Regions from separate parts of the Homo sapiens genome. Here region 1 is linked to region 2. The links are chromatin contacts, found by Hi-C in ENCODE. All regions are on one chromosome and are shown on one strand. Each heading gives the region's core, a stretch centred on a gene start or an enhancer-like site at or near the end of the contact. The rest is flanking DNA. Distances are from core to core; before and after follow the strand shown. Region 1 overlaps GRM8 (glutamate metabotropic receptor 8). Region 2 holds the start of WASL-DT (WASL divergent transcript).

The links. A loop is a pair of places that touch in the nucleus more often than their neighbours do. Pooled maps may share reads with other maps.
Region 1: a loop to region 2 is called in a pooled map, with 10 times the contacts of the local background. The contact joins the enhancer-like site here to the promoter of WASL-DT in region 2. A Hi-C loop is called at or near these places in 2 of 37 single-sample maps with no recorded cell type and 6 of 50 pooled maps.

Annotation. Positions count from the first base shown.
Region 1 is chr7:126,699,799-126,702,498 of GRCh38, forward strand. All of the region lies in intron 7 of GRM8 (glutamate metabotropic receptor 8), which reads right to left. Among named protein-coding and RNA genes, the nearest start is that of MIR592, 360 kb to the right of the region's middle. RefSeq lists enhancers at 947-2,146, 1,223-1,542. Within about 2 kb of position 1,398, at least 5 of the 41 ENCODE cell types and tissues checked have a DNase peak (open chromatin) inside an H3K27ac peak, as active enhancers do.
Region 2 is chr7:123,747,815-123,750,514 of GRCh38, forward strand. It overlaps WASL-DT (WASL divergent transcript), which reads left to right and starts at 1,381. Exons shown (of 1, transcript NR_170281.1): 1 at 1,381-2,700. WASL (WASP like actin nucleation promoting factor) reads right to left here and starts at 1,189. Exons shown (of 11, transcript NM_003941.4): 1 at 804-1,189. The coding sequence starts at 920. RefSeq lists enhancers at 110-159, 919-1,573 and silencers at 602-691, 1,152-1,471.

The sequences.
Region 1 (2,700 bases), core at 148-2,647, 3.0 Mb after region 2:
CATGCTTGCCTAAGCTGGCTGCATCTCTCCAGTTGCAATGCACATTTTTTGGGACAATAATAAATACTGGCTCAAAAGAGAATGATGGAAAGTACATTTTTAGGAGATATGAGATCTAGGTCTATTGATGGATAAACTGATTTTTTTCCAGTCACTATAACATCTGTTCAGAGTAAGTAAGCATCACTGCACAGGGAGATGGAGGATGTTAACTGATATTGGGACTACAATTAGATAGAAGAAAACCAGAACCAAGGCACACACACTGTTCAGATAGTTCATAGGGTTATTTTAATCACTGATTCAACTTTACAGAATGAAGTTTCTCCATTCAATTTCACATCAGTAACTGCAGGTTGTATTATGTCTAAGATTGGTATAGAACAACAGCAATTTCACAATATCTAGACAATGAATGAATATTAAAAATCTATTTCATTAAAAAGCTCTTTCAGATACTGGTATCTGAAAGAAACCATGTTGGACGCAAAATATATCAAGAAATCAAGAACTCAATATAATGAAAATAAGGCTGAAGACTGCAACAGATTTGAATACAGCATGCCTCTATATTCTAGTTATTAATGATTGATTTTTAAGAAAACCTGTTTCAGTGAAAAGGGCAAGTAATCTTTTTTAATCTCACTTTAAAATATTTCCTAGAACTTTCTCATTCATTAGCTCACTTGATTCTCAAAACAATGATTCTCATTCATTAGCTCACTTGATTCTCATATTCTCATAATCCTAAAATAAATGTTATTATAATCTGTATTTTAAAGTTTAATATTTTGAAAGAAATAAATTACATAATTTGATGAGGGTGATAAATTGGGACTCCAGTCCCAATTTAGTTCACCCTGAGCAGGTCCATTCTCACATCAACCTGTTACACCATTTAAAGAAATAAAAAATGTCCATTACATATATTTTTAAGTTACATTCAGTCAAACAAGCAGTTACCTTAGCACTCAGATGTGTAAAAACCAGTGCAACAAAATTTCAGTTTTTAACAAGTCATCTGAAACAACAGAGGACATAATTTTGTCCTGTTCCCAAGATACTTTGTGTTTATGTTCCTAAATCCTAAATTCCTAAAATTGCATCCTGATAAAGAACAGTAAATTTGTTTCTCTACTATATTTACCATATTGCCTCATTACTTGATCCCTCCTTCCTTCCCTCCCTCTCCCCTTCTCTTCCATTCCTTCTTTTCTTCCTTCCTTCTTTTAATAAATGTATATATATATGTGTGTATATATATATAACCAATAATTACCAAGCACTTACAGTACACTGGGCAGAGTGCTAGGCTCTTCACTGAAAACACTTCAAAGTATAATAAGAGAAACAGGAAGCAATGAAATGAGTCAGCTAGTTTTGGAATCAGGTTAGTCACAGTTGATCTCAGCTGCAGGCCCGGAAGGTTGGGGGTGGGCTGCCTTGTATTGCAAACACATGCATCACATCACACAGACATCCTGCACGCTGGAGCACAGTAGCCTGTCAGTTCCCACTGCTGAGTCATTTACAGCTTTTATCGTAGTTAATGCCAATGATTATATATGTTAAAAGTACTTATTAATCCTTGTACCAAATATAGAAGAGGGCTCAGACGCTTCTTATCTCATGGTTCTTAAATCTAACCATGCGCCATACTCACTGGTAGTTTTACAAGGAATGGATTCTTGAGCTCCTCTAAAGAAATCAGTAGCTCCAAGAGAGATGTTTTTAAAAATCTGTTTCTAGTAAACTCTCCCAGTGATTGCTGAGTAACCTACTTAAAATGACATTGGAAAACCATACACTAGAACCCTGCTTTTGATTTTTGTTACAAGATCTAGAATCAAGTTCAAATAGTCTAGATAGTAAAATATTGTGAGAATTTTTTTTTAGTTTTAGAAATCCTACAAGAAGTATAAAACTATTGTTATAGTCCATGCAACCAAAATTCTTACCCAACTACTGGAAAATGAAGGAGTAAAAAGAGTTGGCCAGGGTAGAGACATCTGGATCCCTCTTCGGCAACCTAAGAAGATAAGTCTGTCAGAGAATAGTGATTATAATGAGTTAATGACTATATGCCTGGTTTGCTTTAGACAGCCCCATGTCATGCCTTCTGTCTTAGTATAATTATTAATCATGCTACCCATTTCTTTCTCCGAAGTGTCCCTATTTGAACAACAAGTTATTTGGTCACCCCAACTAAAAGGGAATCTTGTCAGAGACCAATGAGTGTCGTTTAGTGAATATAGAAATAATAAGCAGGCTCTATTTATTCATTTATTCAACTCAATTCAGCAACACATTTGTGCTAGCATTCGCACATGCCAAGTCCTGCATAAGTGAGGAAAGCCCCTTGCCTTGTGGAGCTTACAGTCCAGCAGTGGAAGACTCACACAGTATACAAATGAAAAACAAATTAAAAAGGATAGAGATTACAATAACTGCTATTATGGGAATAAAGAGGATGATATAATAGGATTTCATGGGATGGACAGGTGTAATGAGGGGAGGCCTTCTGGCAGACCATCATCTGTTTCAACCTCATTTTGCATACCTTCTTGTACTCCAGAAACTGGAAAGCTAAAAGCTATGTTTCATATCCTCCTCCGCAGCTAGGGATCTGGATTTAGACACAGACAACCAGATATACTCATGCGAAGCACTGATTCAGAACTAAACTGTAGAAGGACGACG
Region 2 (2,700 bases), core at 131-2,630:
TCCCACAGCAGAACTGCTCGCTCCCAACCGGCCATCTGGGGTTGGAATTGGCCGCACAGCACCAAACTAAGAATCATTCTCGGCCCCAAAAGCCAAGAGCTACCAGAGATTGAGGTTTCCCTGCGCATGGCTGCGGGGAGAGCAGCACCCCCTCCCACCAATGGGGGGAAAAAAAAAATCAGTGGGAAGGAGAGTAGAAACCAGGCCTAGGCAAGGTTGCTAGAGAAATAAATCTTGTTTCTCTTTAACGAAGAGCAATAACATTTCTTGCACCCTCTCTAATCCGAAGAGAGCCCAGGCTCTTGCACTCGACTTCATTCCCTCCTGGAATCCTAATGGGAGATTAAAAACCACCTTCCTTCCCCGACCTATCCACTCCTCAAACCTGGCATTGTTAAGGAACGTACCCCCAGATCAAGCAGTAAGAGGTGAAGCGAGAGCTAGAACAAGGGCCCAGATTCTAGGACCAAGCGGCTCTTGCAAGAAAATCCCCTTGTGGCCTGAGAATAAAGTTTTAACCAGCAGCAAGGGCGCGGGCCGAGGCCCGGCCAGGCTGGAGGACAGGCCTGCGGAGGTGACACTCCCTTATTCTCCAGCAGCTCGGGAAGGCGGCGCCCGACCGCCACGGCCCGCACCCTGGGAGCAGGGCGAGGGCGCCGACGAGGGGCCGGGGCCGGGGCCGGGGCTGGCGGGAGGCCTGGCCCGCGCCGCTCCCGCCTCCTTCCCCACTCCCACTTCCCGGCCCCCAAGCCCGGGCCCGTGAGGTAATGTCACGGGTGGCGACGCGGGTCTCGTCCACTGACCACACATTTCTTGCCGAGGAAAGTGAAGAGGGACTCGTTCTCCTGCGGGGTGAGCAACAGGGACCCCACGTTGGTGACCCTCCGCGGCGGCGGCGGCTGCTGCTGGACGGAGCTCATGGTTTCGCCGGCGGGGTTGGGAGTCCAGGGCCGTCTCCTCCGGCGAGTGGGCGAGAGCTCGTTCCCCCTCTCGGTGACAGGGGCGGGGAGAAGTGGAGTCAGAGGCGCCACATCTCGCAGCTCCTCCGGAGCGGGGAGGAGGACGAGGTCGAGGGAAGCAGGCGCTGACGGCGAGCCACCTTCGCGCCGCGCTGAGAAAGGGAAGCTCCCGGCACCCGCCCGGCCAGGCTAGGGCCGGATGGTCGTTGTCCTCGCACTCCGGCGACTGCGCTAAACTCCCAACTCCTCCCCCAACCCTCCCGCAGCGGCGGCGGCGGCCGCACAATCCAACATGGCAGCGGGGGCGGGCGAGACCACAGGACGGAGGGCGCGGGGGAGCGCGCCGGAAACGCGCGGCTGCGGCCCGGGAGAAACCCCCCCACTCGGCGGCGGGCCTCGCGGCGCGGGCCCGAAGCCACGCCCCCTTCCGGCCGAGGCGCGGACCGCGCGGAGCTAAGTGGAATCCCGGTTGGCTTGGGGCGCAGGCTTCCAACTTCGTACTCTGGCCTCTGGCGTCTCGGCTCGTCGGTTGGGTACCCGAACCCAGCTACTGCTGCTTGAAGAGAAGATGGATGGGGACTCCTCGCCGTCGCTGCGCCGCCGGCCTTCCCTGGGCGGACGTACACCTTTGCGAAGCGTCAGTGAGGACCCAGGGCCCCTCCTTGGAATAGCTCTTATTTCTCAAGCGCTGCAGCGTGAAGCTCGCTCTGCGGGTCCGAGAGGCCTGCGATCTGAAGACTGAAAACTGGGAAGAGACGCTCTACCCTGTGCTCCTCGCCGGCTTCGATAGGAGCCGCAGGTGCCTGGGATTTTCTCAAACTTTGTCCCAAACTTCAGCTGTGGGAGTGGAGGAACAAACAGGCCTCTCCCAGAATTGTGAAAGAGATCGCCCTGGTGGATGAAACAAAAACAAATGCACTTGACTTCCACCGCCTGCCTGGCGTGTCACGCGGGTTTAATGTATGTGTCACATTTAAATTCAAAGTATTTTCTTCTAAGGGCCTGGACACATTTCTTTTCTCCCTGTATCGTGAATTGGAAAATACCTTAGGATATTAAAAGTTATCTAAGATAACCCCCTTTCTTCTGTAAGTTAAATACTAAACGGCTTAAGACGAAATTTTGGAATATAGAGATGATGATGCAGACTGCAGTGAATTATCAAATATGCATCTCACTGTTCTCCACATTAAACATATTTTTGTTGCGTAAATTCATGTTAAGACGTCTATAACAATTACACTTTGGTAAAATTGTTGGATGTTAACATCTCTGATAGCTCCCAATAGAAATCTCTGATGTACTAACCAGACTGGTAAACCATTATCATGCACTTTGAAAATATAATAAAATATTATAATTAAAGCTGCCATTAATGAAATAGGCTGAGCAACAATAAATTTACAAAGGAAAATAAAAGTGGATAGCCTTGGGAGTTCTCACATAAAATATGGAGATTTCAAAGTTAAACTTGATTAATTATGTTAGGGTAAAAAGTGAATTAAAGCAACAGGACTATTTATAAAATAATTAGATTTAGAAAGCAGTCGTAGAAATATAAGCCTGGAGTTGCCTCTGAATTACATATTTAACAAACCTAGAAGCTAAATCAGTTTGTCTTTTATCAAAACTGCAACTCCTCTAAGTTGAAAGCACAGTGACAAGAGAAAGCATTACAAATTCTTGAGAAATAATAGAAATTAAAGCTCTTTTCAAACCTGTGAACAAGTATAGTACCAGA